Linked DNA regions of Homo sapiens: region 1 is linked to region 2. The links are chromatin loops, found by intact Hi-C in ENCODE. Cell type or tissue: endothelial cell of umbilical vein. All regions are shown on one strand.

Region 1 (8,000 bases), 89 kb before region 2:
TCAAACAGAGATCTCAATGGGCAGCTATTAAACTTTCCTGTCTCTTCCTAAAAGAAAGGTGGTCTCAGACATCACAAACTTCAACATCTTAAGGCAAATAAAAAGGCAGCTGAAGGGTATCCCTGTGAAACAGCCATTGTCCATGCAAACCTCTATCAGGGAGCATGGGTCTCAGTGCCCACACATTCCTCAAGCAGCCTCAAACTTCCATTTTCTCTCTTACTTTGAGGGCAGGTCTGGCTTCTGGCTTTTAAAGAGTTTTTTTTTTTTTCACCTTCCTCCATGGATTCATGAAAAAGAAGGTATATGGAAGTTAATGATTTTCTGTTTCAAGTGTGAAGAATCATGGAAAAAAGGAGACAGATTTGTAAACAGAAAGAAAGAAACTCTTCCAATGTTTTTCAAAATTTTAAACGGCTTCCACTTGAGTGCTGGCACATTTTGAGAGAGACTTATCTCGTGCAGAGATCTCATTTCCGTGGTTGGACTAGGCCACTGGAAGTTGAACTGCAAGCATAAAGTTAAACCGCATTTTTTTAAATTCCACATCCTCATTTTCATTTTTCAGACTGAAGATTAACCTGATGAACAGTCTTTTTCTTTCTTTCTTTCTTCTTTCTTTCTTTTTTTTTTTTTTTTTTTACCGAGTGTCACTCTGTCACCCAGGCTGAAGTGCAGTGCCATATTCTTGGCTCACTGCAACCTCCTCCACCTCCTGGGTTCAGGTGATTCTCCTGCCTCAGCCTCCCAAGTAGCTGGGATTACAGGTGCATGCCACCACACCCGGCTAATTTTTGTAATTTTAGTAGAGATGGGGTTTTGCCATGTTGGCCATGCTGGTCTTGAACTCATGACCTCAAGTGATCCACCCATCTCGGCCTCACAGAGTGCTGGGATTACAGGGGTGAGCCACCACGTCCAGCCTTGAACAGCCTCTTTATGTCAAACACCACCAAAAATCATGAATCCAGGAGCATCTTTTCTCCTAGTTATGTCCTTCAAAAATATGTCAAATGCTACTTCAAGGCCTCCCAGCTCAAAAAGAGAGTGGAGGATGCAGGTAGATGGGCTGTAAAGTTTTGGCATCTTCCCATGCTCATTTAAATTGAGGAGTGTCTCTGATTACTCCTTGATCTTTATCATTCTTGGCAGCGTAACAGACAATACAAGAATAACTCTTTGTTTTTCCAGTGTGAACATTCCAATAAATACACTGAACTATTTTATTCCATGGCTGCTTAAAACCCTTCTGTGGCTCCCCCACTGCCTTCAAAATGAAGTGCAATCACCTCGGCATGACCCAATGCCTGCTTCGAGATGTGGTCCTTGCCCATTTCTCAAAGCCATAGCCTACCCTCTCCCACCCCATCCCGGCCCATCATACACCGTCACCCTCATTCCCAACTGGGGTAAAAGATCAGCACAGTTCCAAACATACTATTCTATAACACACCCCAAACCATTTCCTTCCTTTATTCATTCAGCAAATACATGATGTATAATACTGAATACTGGGCATTATTTGATGAATGGAGACAGGAGTGATTAGACAGAAATCACCTGGGGTTCTAAGGGAGCTTACCTTTTGGTGGGTTTACTTATTAAAGATTTACTTATTCCAAACAAAAAGGTAAACCAATTAATTTACCAGATAATTCAGATAAAGACCAATTCTATGAGGAAAATAAAACTAGGCAGAATCTGATGATAGAATCTGAGTAGGGTAAGAGCTGTGTTGGTCTAGGTGACCAGGGACAAGCCTCTCTAAGAAGGCGACATTTAAGCTGAGTTCTGAGTTCTCAAGAAGGATCAGCCATGCTGGGGAAAGCATGTTTCAGGCTAAAGGGGTAGCTGGTGCAAAGGCCCTGAAGAGCTCCAAGATTGGAGATTGGTATGGCTGGACAGGATAAGGCGTTTGCATCTTATTCTAACTATAGGCAAGGGCAAGTCACAGGAGTGTTTCAAGAAGGAAAACAAATGACTGAGTGTGGATTCCTAAATATTAAAAGTTCATCTGGGCTCTGTGTGGAAAACACAAAACAAGGCCTAGACAAAGTGGGGAGTGTGATCCAAAGAATCATTTCCAATTAATCTCTGCCCAAGAGATTTTCAATGCTACCTAATCCTTACTATCAGCAAATGTCACATCCTCCAAATGGCTAAATTTTAATTTGCATTAAGCAACTGACAAACAAAAGGATAGTGTTAGATATTATCTCTACATAAAATTGCCTATTTTTGAATAATAGTGGAGATTGTTCCTCATTTTAACTGCTCTACAGAGTACAGCTTGGCAAACTGTCGCCCATGGGTGACCTGCTGCCTATTTTTTATGTCCCATGAGCTAAGAATGGTTTTTATGGTTGTTAAAATAGCTTAGGGAAAAAAAGATGATATTTCAAAACACATTAAAATTATCTGAAATTCAAATTCTGATACCCATAAAGAAAGTTTTATTGAACACGGACACCATTCCTTGACCTCTTGTCAGTGGCTGCTTTCATGATGTAAAGGCAGGGTTGCAACAGAGTTGCAGTAGAAGCAACAGAGACATTCAGCCGGAAAAGATTTATTCTTTGACGCTTTACAGAAAAAGTTGGCTGACATAGAGTACAACTGCATGCATTTTTGGTTTTTATCCTCACACTCTTTGTGGAATATAGGCGTGTCTGTAAATCTCTGATGTTACCTGCTTCACCCACAGCCTATGTCACATTTTAGGGACGTGGCGCACCAACAGGAAGTGTCCATGCAGTCAGCAAGCATGTCATTTCATCAGCTCTCCCTTCAGCAGTGGGTGAGGCTCCTCTGGGGTGTGTGGAGTCAATCTCCACGGAGTCAATGTGAAGTGGTCATAGAATGACCACCCCAATCCCAAGGCATTGAGGGATGGAAGGAGAGGGGCCGCTCCAAGCTTCCCACCCCCACCTCTAAATGTCTTTCATCCAGTTTCTGCCCTGCAGATTGGAGAATCCAGCTCACTTGTATGTTTCCACGTTACCAAGCACCCACACTTGCAGCACACATGATTCATTACTCGGTTTGTTTAATCAATATTTATTCAGCACCCACGAGCTGCTGAATATAGAACAGCACTTCCTAGACTAGTGAGACTGACAAGAAAAGCAAAAGCCCTGTGTTTAAGGAGCTCATGCCCTTTTATGGATGAAAAAGCAAGTTGATTTAGAATGCTTATGGTTAAGAAATACCGAGAATCAGAGACTTCGTCTGGTATCTGGTACACGAGAAAGATTACTTTTCACCAAGGCAGTATTCTTATATTGTGACTGTATATATTAAAAGTTTTTCTCTATTCACTCTGCTGTCCCAAGCCACAAATACCCTCATTTGCCTGGACCATACCTCCCCTCCAAGAAGTGGTTTTGTAACTGGTCCTCCTGCTTTCTTCTTTGCTCCGCTTTGATTCGTTCACACACAGTACTCAATGGAAGCTGTTAGGAACACAAATTAGATAACGCCATGCCTCTGGTTAAAACTTCTCAGTGGCTTCCCATTGCCTTAAGAGTCAAATCCAGCTCCTCCCATAACCCCTGTCATCTGGTTCCCCATGTTCTCTGAGCTCTCATCTAGCCTACTTTCCTCAGTCACTGCACAGACATCAAGCATTCTTTCTGTTCCCCCAACTTGCCAAGCTCATCCTCTCGGTAGGGCCTTTACACTCTCTGTATAGCTGGTTCCTATTTTTCAGTCACAACTCAGTTTAAATGTCACCTCTACAAAGAAGCATCCCTGACTTCCAAGCTACATTGCCCTCACACCCAGTTACTTTATAACATGACCCCACCTGCTTCTCTTGATAACACTTATCACCACTGGGAAATATCTTGGTTTGCTTTTTCACTCCTCTGTCACTTGTTTCTCACTGTTAGACAGTAGCCTCTAGCAGGACAGAGACTTCTTCTGTCTTGATTGTTGAAAGATTTTCAGCAGCTAAAGCAGAACTTGGCACAAAGCAGATGGAAAATAAATATTTATTTCATGAATTATCTTTCAGAAACATCTAGATTGCTATTTTATAACATAATGTTGATCCCTTGAGTACCTTGAGGAACCAAAAGGCTTTTCTGAAACAAAATTCTTGAGAACAAAGAGGATGAAGTAATTGGCTTTGCTTGATGGTAAGGAAAATACTTCCTGCTTTGGCACAACTCAACTCAACATATCACCTTAAAAAACAGCACTAAGAACACGTTTCCCTTTTTAAAGAGGCCCATTCCTTCTAACATAGTGCCTGGCTCATAGCTGATATCAGCAAAGCTTAGTTTCCTCCTTTTAACACTTTTTTTTAAAGAGATGGAGTCTCGCTCTGTTATCCAGGCTGGAGTGTAGTGGGAAGTCACTGCAGCCTCAAACTTGGCCTCTCAAAGTGCTGGGATTACAGGCGTGAGCCACTGCACCCAGCCCTCTAACACTTTAGTGTACTTCTTCACTTACTCATTCACTTCCTTTCTGTTACTAGACAAGGGACAAATCAGTTCATATCTGTACTTCAAGTACCCAACACAATGTCTGATTCATAGGCATTCAATAGATTATCAAACATTGAATTAAAATAGTTTTCTTCCAGGTTGAGGGCCTGACACAGAAGCACTTTCCTTTATTTTGGCACACCAGGTAGAAGCTAGTCCTCCTTGTATGTGGGTTCTGGGACTAAGCAGTATGAACTCCTGCACTACATGTGTCCTAATGATTCACTAAAATAAGCAGTATTGATGTATTTATTAAGCCATTCATTGCAAAAACTTGTACTGCTTCAATAATTGTATTTGCTACTTTTTTTCATCTTTCTTTTTCAAGCTGGTAGTAATAGAAACTTTAAAACAAAACAAAAAATAAAGAACTTAGTCACCAAAGTGTGTGACTCAGTAAAGTGGCAAAGAAAGTAAGAAAAGAAAGCAAGGGCTAAGAAAAATGGTTTCAAGGACACATTGAATCATATTGTCAAATGATTCAGTTTAAGAAAAGACTGATGCAAAATAGCAGAAAAAAAGTTGAGAAAGTCAGAAATGAGTTTCTTCCTGAGCAAAAGATGTAGAAAGCCTGAGATGGGATCATTTCTGGGAAGTACAAAACCATAAATAAGAAAGTTCTGATGTCTGAAAGCTGGTAAGACTGTACACTGTGTAGGAAGACCACCTATCAACTATACTTCAATTTTGTCCACACCAGTAAAACTCTATTTCAATTTACCTTCATGGACCACCTTTGGTGATCTAAGCTGTTTATATCCAGGACACCAATACGAATAAGAAGCAGACCTTACACTTGAACAGTTAGACTTTCAACACCGGGCAGTGCAATTTTCAAAGTCAAAAGTCTATGTCACATGACTACAGTCACCTAAGAGTCTCATTATCTTCTCAAATTCCATCTTCATATTAGTAGGTCAGAATTGTGTCCCAGGGTACTCAAAGGCATTCTGCACTTTTCACTGGCTATTAAAACTCAGAATAGTGGATATCATAATATACCAATGGCTTGTTCTTTTCATAGTATGTCTTTAGCAATGAAAAGCAAATGGTATATGGGGACTTCTAGACTCAACCACAAGGGTCATTCTAGGAAAGGAAGCAGAAAGATTTGAATATGTTTTAAACTGCAAATCAGTAAGGTCATGAGTTTTCTTTCTTTTTTTTTTTCTGAGACAAAGGTTAACATTTTATAAGAATCTCAACCTCTTTTAAATCTGTGGCTTTTGAGCCTGAAAAGCAGGCTTTTAAACGGCTCCTGGTGTTCATGTAAGAACATTGTAATTTCAATTTGAAAACTGAGTAATAGTCTTTGTCGAATTAGATTCTTTCTATGTTATAATATTCCTCTCATTTACAAGCTAATGAAGTTAAGATTTGGAAAGGCTGTTGTTCAAGGAAATAGAGCAACTGGAAGGACAAACACCTAACATAAGCACCTTGACTTTTACTATTAGTTTCTGTCTAAACAGCATGCTTTTGGCCGACGCTTCTTAGAAAAAAAAGGCACACAAGTTGGGGGAAATATTAACTTCCTGAATCCCACAGTGAGTGATGCCATTAGAAAATAAGTACTGTAGTGAAACAGTTCTGGTTGTTTATTTCATTTCAGTAAGAATGTGTGTGGAGACCCTGGTCTGTGTTTGATTGTGCTAAGAATGTATGTCCACACCAGACTTGGACACAAATGTTCATAGAAGCATTATTCATAATAGCCCCAAAATGAGAATAACCCAAATAATCTATCAACTGATGAATGGGTAAACAGAATGTGGTATATCCATAAAATGGAATGTCATTATTATTCAGCCATAAAAAGGAATGAAATGTTGATACATGCTGCAATTTAGATCAACCTTGAATATATTGTATTAAGTGAAAGAAGCCAGTCCCAAAAGACCATATAGTCCACGTATAGGAAATGTTCAAAATAGGCAAATCCATAGAGAGAGAAAGGAGATTAGTGGTTGCCATGGGCTGGGGAGATGGGAAAATGAGAAGAGAATGCTAGTGGATATGGGGTTTCTTTTGGGCATGATGAAAATGTTCTGTAATTAAATCGTGGTAATGGTTGCACAACTCTGTGAATATACCAAAAACCACTCAATTCTATACTTTTAAAGGATAAATTTTATGACAGATCAGTTATATCTCAATTAGATGGTTTTTTTAAAAAGCCATTCTATGTGTTAGGATAGAGGTGGTGCACGTGATCACAGGAAGGATACAAAGGAATCATGAAAGCATATATGTAGATACGAGCACTTTATTCTTTAAAAGGAATGAATGGAACATAGCAAAGGAGTAATAAGGAACATGGCAAAACTTATTTTACAGTTGTTATATTTTACCCCCAAAGCAGATGTAATGTGGCTTGCTTATAAACAATAAAACACACAGGTAAAATGACCGGCTGAATTCATCAGCAGCATAACCTTTCGGCCTAAAATATTCTATGGGTAAGCTGCAGACTTCATGTGTGCTACAGAGAGTAAATAACAGCATTCAGGGAAGAAAAATGTGTGTTGGATGAATTAGAAAGCTTTTGAAAAGGAGCTGGCACCTATACAAAACCTGAGATTTCTAAAGAATGAGGAAAGAAAAAGACTTTTGGAGAGGCAGAGGAGCATGGGCAAAGGCCCTGTGCAGGAATGAGGCTGGCCCTGAAGGAGAAATGCGGGCAGCCAGGTGGGATGGAGCCGGTGAGAGCTGGCAGTGCTGGGCCGCTCTTCAGTCCATTTCTCTTCCCTAGACCATGTCTGCAGGCCTCGCAGCAGGCAACCCTCTTCACTGGGCTTTCTTGGATGGTAAACTCAGACCACAGACCTCAGAGTCTTTGCCAGGGGGAGGTCCTGGTGCAGTAGGTGTCTTTATATTGTTGGAGCACCTCGTTTCTATTAATGCTCACATCTTCCCATATGTAGAATGTTTGGTCCTCACCTCTTTAGAGGAGATGAGACATGTTTTGGAGCCTGGAAAATAAGTCACAAAAAAGAAGTGAAATGACTGGCTCAGTAGTTTGTCAATCCAAGAGTAAAACACCTTGAAGTTCTTCTTATAGGATTCTATCACTACTATATACCTAAATACTACAACACTGTGTCTTCATGCTTAACTTGGCTGGAATGACTGCTATCAAGTAATAGACAACTGTTCATTATTTGTATATTTGCCATACAGTTCAACCCCAGCAAAACAAGAAGGGCCTTCCCTTTAAAGCACAAGTCAGGTACTAAAGTAATATTCTCATATATTTAAACAATAAGTAAAATAAAATCACAACAATACTCTTCTGAATGTGGTAAAAGATGTTTTTCAAGAAACTAATGTAATCTAAGGACATTCTCTAATAGAATAAAAGACAATATCGATGTCTGAGAAATTTAGGTTAAAATCACTTTTAAACACATGCTGAGGGTCATTAATCACAAAGTTTTAGTTAATAGTTCTTATTGTGAGGCTTATAACTCCCCAAGCTTAGACTGATTGATTACTTTAAACACCATCATT
Region 2 (8,000 bases):
AGAAAAATTATATACCTTTATTGTATACAGTATGATGTTTGGAAATATGTATACATTATGTAACAGCTTCATTGAGTTAATTACTGTATTTATTATATCACATACTTATAATTTTTAAGGTTATAACACTTAATATCCACTCTCTTAGAGATTTTTAAGAATATAACACATTTTTATTAACTATAGTGACCATGTTGTGCAATATTCCTCCTATCTATCTAGCTGAAATTTTGTATCCTTTGATCAACATCTCCCAGCACTCCCCTCCCTAGCCCCTGGTAACCACCATTCCACTCTCTACTTCTATGAATTCAACTTTTTTAGATCCCACATATAAATGAGATCATGCGGTATTTGTCTTTCTGTGCCTGGCTCATTTCACTTAGCATAATATACTCCGGGTTCCTCCATGTTGTTGCAAATGACCTAATTTCCTTCCTTTTTAAGGCTGTATAGTATTCCATTATGTTTATGTACCACATTTTCTTTACCCATTTCATCGGTTGATGGACACTTGGATTGATTCTGTATCTTGGCTGCAGTGAATAGTGCTGCAGTAAAGATGGGAATAGACATCTTCAGCATACTGATCTCATTTCCTTTGGATATACATCCAGTAGTGGGATTGCTAGATTATATGGTAGTGCTATTTTTAATTTTTTGAGGAACCTTCATATTGTTTTCCATAGTGGCTCTTCTGATTTACATTCTTACCAGCAATGTGCAAGTGTTCCTTCTCCTCCACACCCTCTCCAATAATTATTATCTTTCACCTTTTTTGACAACAGCCATTTTAACAGATATGAGGTGATGTCCCACTGTGGTTTTAATTTGCATTTCTCCAATGATTAATGACGTTGAACATTTTTTATATATCTGTTGGCCATTTGTACACCCTCTTTTGAGAAATGTCTATTTGGGTCCCTTGCCCATTTTTTCATTGGGTTATTTGTTTTCTTACTATTGAGTTGTTTGAGTTCCTTATATATTTTGGATATTAACCCTTTCTAAGATGTATGGTTTGCAAATATTTTCCTCCATTCAATGGAGTAAAGTTGTCTCTTTACTCCATTGAGTGTTTCCTTGGCTGTGCTGAAACCTTTTAGTTTGATATGCCATTTGTCTGTTTTCACTTTGCTGCCTGAGCTTTGAGGGTCATATCCAAAAAATCATTGCCCAGTCTAATGTCACGAAGTTTTTCTCCTTATGTTTTCTTCTCATAGATTTATAGTTTCAGGTCTTGAATGTAGGACATGCTTCAAATTTAATTGGTATCCTTTTTTTCTGCCAATTTACTACAGAACTTATTGAATGTGGAAAAGATTCATGCAATCATGAGTTTTCTGCCTATAATTTTGAATCAGCTCTTCAAAGTTCTGGTACAGAATGAGGAAGATGAAATAACTACAACTGTCACCAGGTATCCATAACACAACCTTAAGAGGAGAGACTTTATAATGTGTAGTTACATAAACTCTTAATTATAACTAAACAGTCATCTACTGTTGTGTGTTTACATTTCATTTGAACACATCTCAAATTTAAGCATTTTCCACTCTTGACTCCTTACCTTCTAATCTCTTATTATTAGTAGTAAAGTGTTAGACCTCTTTTTCTTTGATTTTTAAATTAAACTTTTTCTTTTGAGATCACGGTAGATTCATGTGCAATTGTAAAACATAATTCAGAGTTTCCCATGTGCCCTTTACCTGGTTTTCCCCACTGGCAACATCTTCCATACAGGTGTAGAATCATACAGTAGGTAAATGTTTGTAATTGGCTTTTTCATGTAACATAATTCTCTGGAGATTCATCCAGATCATTGCATCTATCAGTAGTTCACTCCTTTTCATTGCAGAGTAGTATTCCACGATGTGGATGCACCACATATGTTTAATTATTCACCTGTTGAAGGACATTTGGAGTGTCTCTAGTTTAGGGCTGTTATGAATAAAAGTGCTATGAACGGCTGGGCCCGGTGGCTCACGCCTGTCATCCCAGCACTTTGGGAGGCCGAGGCCGGTGGATCACAAGGACAGGAGATCGAGACCATCCTGCCTAACATGTAACAGTAGAGTTGGTGAAACCCCAACTCTACTAAAAAAAAAAAAAAAAAAATTACAAAAAATTAGCCGGGCGTGGTGGTGGGTGCCTGTAGTCCCAGCTACTCGGGAGGCTGAGGCAGGAGAATGGCATGAACCCAGGAGGCGGAGCTTGCAGTGAGCTGAGATTGCACCACTGCACTCCAGCCTGGGTGAAAGAGCAAGACTCCGTCTCAAAAAAAAAGAAGTGCTATGAACATTCATGTAGAGGTTTTGTGTAAACATAAGTCTTCGTTTCTCTTAAGTAAATGCCCAAAGTGTAATTGCTGGGGGGCAGGGTGGTTGCATGTTTGATATTTAAGAAAGTGCCTATTCTCCAGAGTGGCTGTATAATTTTGCATTCCCACAAGAACCTTTTTTTTAAGTATTAAATGCTTTAACTGTTCTCACTTTAAATTTGGCTATACTGAATTCTTCCAACATCTCTAATCTGGCCAATGCCTTCACAAATCACAATTTCTTCTTTATAGAGATAGTGCTTTGAATTAATTATTAAATTATATATTTGTGCTGTTCATTTTTTTAAAAAATTTAGTCATAGCATTCTGGAAAAAAATGTTACTTTTGGCATTGAAATGTTTCCAGTATCTTTCTAACTCACAGGCATATTACTGACCTCTTTCTGAATGAGGGTTTGTAGCCTAGTTTTTAAAGCAGAGCCTGAAATTCTGGACAATTTAAATATCTCTAATGGCTTCACAACCATCCAGTTCTGGACCTGCATCAAAAGTCCCCAGCTGTGCCTTCAACTCATGCTCTTTTCAGCATGTGAATGTGTCTCTGTGTTGGCAAGACTCCTAGATATTGCAGCTGATAGATCTGTTGAAATTCTGAGATATTCCTAAGCACTATAGCCATGGAGCAGCTGGTAGTGTTAATGTGAAAAAAGATCCACCTGTACATCATTGCTGCTAGAAACCCCAACCCAGCTAAGGGAAAAACAAAGCAAAACAAAACAACTGCATCTTAACCTAATTACTTTTTCCAAAAGCATATATAGTGCCTATAGGTTGGAAGGCAAGCCCTCTTCAAATGAAATATGATTATTAATTTGAAATTAAAAGTCTAAAATTTTAATTAGGCACTAAAAATAATCCCTTTTGCAAAAAGATAATGTCAAAAACGCACAGACCATAATTAGCACATTCAACTTGGACAAAAAGTCTCCATTGTGATATTACAACACTACTTACATCTTTGTGTTTCAAAGTTTCAAAGTTGGAAATGGCTAATCGATGGAAATGGCTCATTGATGCTATAGATATTAAATGCCCAGTATTGGATATGGGGCTGAGGAGGGCAAGGAAGGAGTCAGAGATTGGTTCATTCATTCACCCAGTAATTATTAAATACCCAATTTACAAAGCACTGTAATGACAAACTAAAGCGGGGTTTTTCTGCCCTCTCCAGAAAGGCCACTGAACAGCTTTGCTTTTGCAGGGTTCTGACCGACATTGTGGCCAAGTGCCATGAGGAGCAGCTGGATCATTCTGTCCAGTCATATATTAAGGTATGAAATGCCTCTTGGAAATTGCTCATATCCCCTTGTGCTGTGTGACTTGTCTCATTTCCTGTCTGCAGTAAGTGGGAAGTTTTCTCCCTTTAACTGAGTGGCGCCCACCACAGTAATATCAGGAATTTGCCTTAGCTACTTAGAATTCCATCTCTTTGCATTAATGGGCTAGGTGAATTTTTAAATGTATAAATAATGTGTACCTGTGCACATAAATAATTAAATGGGGAGAGAGAGGAAAGAAAAAGATAGAGGAGAAAACTAAAGTGCTGTCCTTTTGAAGTCAACATTACAAGTACATGAGATTCCTGTGTTAATTTAAGGAAGACTTTCCTGTTGGTTTGTTGAATGCTCTGTGTTTCCTCTGTAATGCTTTCTTAGCTCTTTCTATTGTTTCCTCAGGCATTATTTCATTTTCCCAGTTACTGTATATTTGTACCTGCTTCTGGTATGTTAAGTCCTTTATCTTCTGGCATGAACCACTTGCCCATTCCATCAGTGTGCACTGCTTCTTCCAGTGTCCTACGTCAAGTGTTCACTCAGAGACGCTTCTATTCTCATTTCCAGTTGGCCTGTGGATTAATGCCAGTGAACTTGTGATGATGTTTGCACTTTCATAGTTCCCACCTAAATGTCATCCTCTTGAATGAAAAGAAAGAACCCATCCAGAAATACAGAAGAGTATCTTAAATTACTTTATAATACATAGAGGACCTAAATCTCTTATTTTTTTTCCTATGCATAGATTAAATCTTTTTGAGACATAGCTTTTTCATCAAAAAACTGTATTCTCTTAATATGTATGCACAGACAGATACTCATATATTCAAGATGTCTAGAAACTTGTTAAAAAAAAAATCGGCCAAGCGTGGTGGCTCACGCCTGTAATCCAAGCACTTTGGGAGGCCGAGGCGGGCGGATCACGAGGTCAGGAGATTGAGACCATCCTGGCTAACACAGTGAAACCCTGTCTCTACTAAAAATACAAAAAATTAGCCAGGCGTGGTGGTGGGCGCCTGTAGTCCCAGCTACTTGGGAGGCTGAGGCTGCAGAATGGCGTGAACCCGGGAGGCAGAGCTTGCAGTGAGCCAAGATTGTGCCACTGCACTCCAGCCTGGGCAACAGAGCAAGACTCCATCTCAAAAAAAAAAAAAAAATTCCACACTCCCATAAAAGGAAGTAACCAGAAATTGCATTCTGGAGTGAACCCCTCTGAGATACCATCTGTAAGGAAATTTTTTTCATTACAGTTTTTATATCCATATGTTTTCTATCTGCCAGAAATGTTAGTTGTCTTCCCAAATGCCAAAGCATGAGTATGTGCCCTTTTTAAACATAGGCTATATGCCAAAAATAGTTATTTCACAATAATTTCTCTATTGTATAATTTTACCCAATAAGATCCACATCTCAACTGCAAAAAGCCAGTTCCACCTACACAAGCCTTTTTAGTTTGCTCCCTAAGATAGGGTCATAGCTTAGTTTTATAGAGTATCGATGAATTTACCATTCAACAGAATCACCTGGAGAACTTTCACCCTCTCAATGCTTCATTACCCGAATGTTTCATTTCAATCCTTAAAGGGACTGAGAAAGAGAAAAAAAGTTACTGATCCATCTTACACACAGGCATCTCCATTTCAACACATATTATTTTCCTCATGTCAGTGGGATCATTGAAAATTACATTAAGAACCCTCCGGTGTTGTGACTATTTTTGTGATTACCAAGGCTAGCTCTTTGTGAATACCTCAAATCTCAGACTTTCTACCGGTGACGCTCCTGGAGAGATGCATTAGAAATGCATCCTGGCGTGACCTTTATTTTTAACCAGGGTATCTGAAATACCCAACAAGACCATCTCACTTTATAATACAGGAGATTATCTACTTAGCTTGCTTTAAGTGATTCAAATCCAAAAATACACCTATGTGGAATTTTAGGCTGATAACAATTTTATAATAAATTTTAACATATCTAAAACAAATACCTCCTAATAAATGTAATCAACTCGCATTTTACTCGGGAAAGAACACTAAGCTGGCAAGTAAGAGACTAGATTCTAGTCAATTCTAGACTTAAGCAGTCAGCCTCTCTGAACCTCAGTTTTCTCCTGTGACATGAGATGAAATGACCAAAGGAACATTCAGTTCTATCATCCTGTGATTGGACTCTTGTTACAGTGCGTGCTTGAATGTCCTCCAAAGATGTGATATTCAATACAATTTGTATTTATTTAGAAGTTATCTAAACACCATTTCAAGTTCAGTGGTGCTAAATGCTGCTAACTCACTTCGTCTACAATATGCAAAATGCACACATACACCGTGTCTTTTTCAAAGATGCGTGTCTAAAGCCAGTCTAATTAAATGCCATGGTTAACAGTGATTTGTAGCACTGATGGGTTACAGTCAAAATTTTAAAATAAGAATATTTCAGTGCCAGTTTAAATGCCCTTCAGGCTAAATAACTGTGCATGGCATGAGCTCATTGATGATGACGTTACTCACATCTGAGGTATAACCCATGAGAGGGAAAAATTGTATTACTCTTGATTTTATCTAGTTTCATGCATCCATTAACTTCATCTTTCTCCTTTGAGATGAGCTTGGAGAAGTCAAATCCCACCATGACAAGTTAGGTGCCAATGTGCTACAAAGTTTAAAGAAACAGTTACAGATCCAAAAGCTAATGTGCCTCTACATTAAGCCATTCCTTCTCTTTCCTGCCTTCACTCTCAATTACGGTGAAATCCGAATTGTGAAAATTATGAAGAAATGTCCTTCCACGAGGCAAACCCAATTCATAAGTGAAATATTATAATTCAGTAATAAGCATTTTATATTTGAACTTTATGTATGTGCATAAATTGATACTGATATTCTTAAGAGATGAAGAAATACTGAAAACTAGCCATTATGTGCCCTCAGTGGTGCATGCCAAAACCAATTTTTTGAGGAAAAAAAATAAGTATGCAGCATTTGTTATCTTACTGATGGCCAATGTTCATGAACGCCTTGATAGTGTGTCTAAGCATGGGATCATAGACCCTGGGCTTGTGGGGAGCTCACGTACTGGCATCTGGAAGGCACTGGCTTCCCCACTTGGCTATTTGAGTGGGTGCTCTACCCTTTCAGGATGAAGAATTGCTACCATGCCACCTGTTACCAGTGGAGGAAGGAGAAGGGGAATGTGTCCTAAGTAGGTGGGTCAAAGCCCTCCATGTTTCCTTGAACGTGCTAAATGGCTCTCTGGCTCTTTCTCTTGATTTCTACAAAGAGTTTCAAGGAGAGCTTAGGTGAGCAAGGCCCTACTTCTGCAAAGCCCTAAATAGGAACAGGTGTGTACTGCTCTTATCATTGGGCCTGCATTTATCTCATGGCAAAATCTGGCATGAGCAGATAATTTAGAGACATAAGTTATTCACATGACATAGTTTTTGAAGCTTCATTTTTCAAAGTATTTAACTTTATTCACTTTTTGGATTTTCTTCAGTTCGTGTTCAAGACCAGGGCATGCAAGGAGAGGACTGTACATGAGGAACTGGCTAAAAATGTGACTGGTCTTTTGAAATCAAATGACTCAACAACAGTAAAGCATGTCCTAAAGGTAAGAATTTAAAGATGGTCCTTTAACTGTGAGTACTAGGCATGGGTCACGCTTACTCCTGGAAAATGATAGGAGTCATGGATTTTCATAGACTTTTTCTCTTGCAGTTTCCAGCATAAGGTTCATATTGAAACTTAGCATATAAAGATACTAAGCAAAAGAGATCTATATCGAGACAACATAGAAAAAAGTAGAGTGGGCCAGGTGCAGTGGCTCACCTCTGTAATCCCAGCATTTTAGGAGGCTGAGATGGGCAGATCACCTGAAGTCAGGAGTTCAAGACCAGCCTGGCCAACATGGTGAAACCCCATCTCTACTAAAAATACAAAAACAAAATTAGCCAGGAGTGGTGACAGATGCCTGTAATCCCAGCTACTCAGGAGGCAGAGGCAGGGGAATCGCTTGAACCCGGGAGGCAGAGGTTGCAGTGAGCCGAGATCATGCCATTGCACTCCAGCCTGGGCAACAAGACCAGAGAGAGAGAGAGAGAGAGATACATAGATAGATATTGTATGTTAGAAAAGAAGATGCATTAGAAAAATTGTAGAACAGGTAAGAATTGGGCATTGTGAGTGCTGAAGGTGCAGGGGAGATTTGAAGTTTTAAATAGAATGGTCAGGATATCTGATGGAGGAGGTAATTCTTGAGCAAAAAAAAAAAAAATTTGAAGGCGAAGAGGGTGCTGGCCATGGGGATGCTCAGAGGGAAAGACCTGTGTGAAGTCATCAGGCAGCAGCATGGCTGGTGTGTCTGCAGGAGACAGGGAGGACACTGTG

Evidence for each region. Peaks named below come from ENCODE experiments on the same cell type or tissue, not always from the same donor. Only the 100,000 strongest peaks of a DNase experiment are listed, where the experiment ranks them.
Region 1: a loop joins it to region 2, with 4 times the contacts of the local background. A loop is called at or near these places in 2 of 110 quality-filtered maps.

What each region holds. Positions count from the first base shown.
Region 1 is chr2:224,922,843-224,930,842 of GRCh38, reverse strand. All of the region lies in intron 2 of DOCK10 (dedicator of cytokinesis 10), which reads left to right. Among named protein-coding and RNA genes, the nearest start is that of MIR4439, 84 kb to the left of the region's middle. In endothelial cell of umbilical vein, no CTCF peak of the experiment used is centred here; DNase peaks (open chromatin) are centred at 3,062 and 4,352; H3K27ac peaks cover 2,866 bases.
Region 2 is chr2:224,833,374-224,841,373 of GRCh38, reverse strand. It overlaps DOCK10 (dedicator of cytokinesis 10), which reads left to right. Exons shown (of 56, transcript NM_014689.3): 24 at 1,302-1,420; 25 at 3,543-3,612; 26 at 7,111-7,224. Among named protein-coding and RNA genes, the nearest start is that of CCDC195, 120 kb to the right of the region's middle. In endothelial cell of umbilical vein, a CTCF peak has its summit at 3,609; a DNase peak (open chromatin) is centred at 3,613; H3K27ac peaks cover 2,943 bases.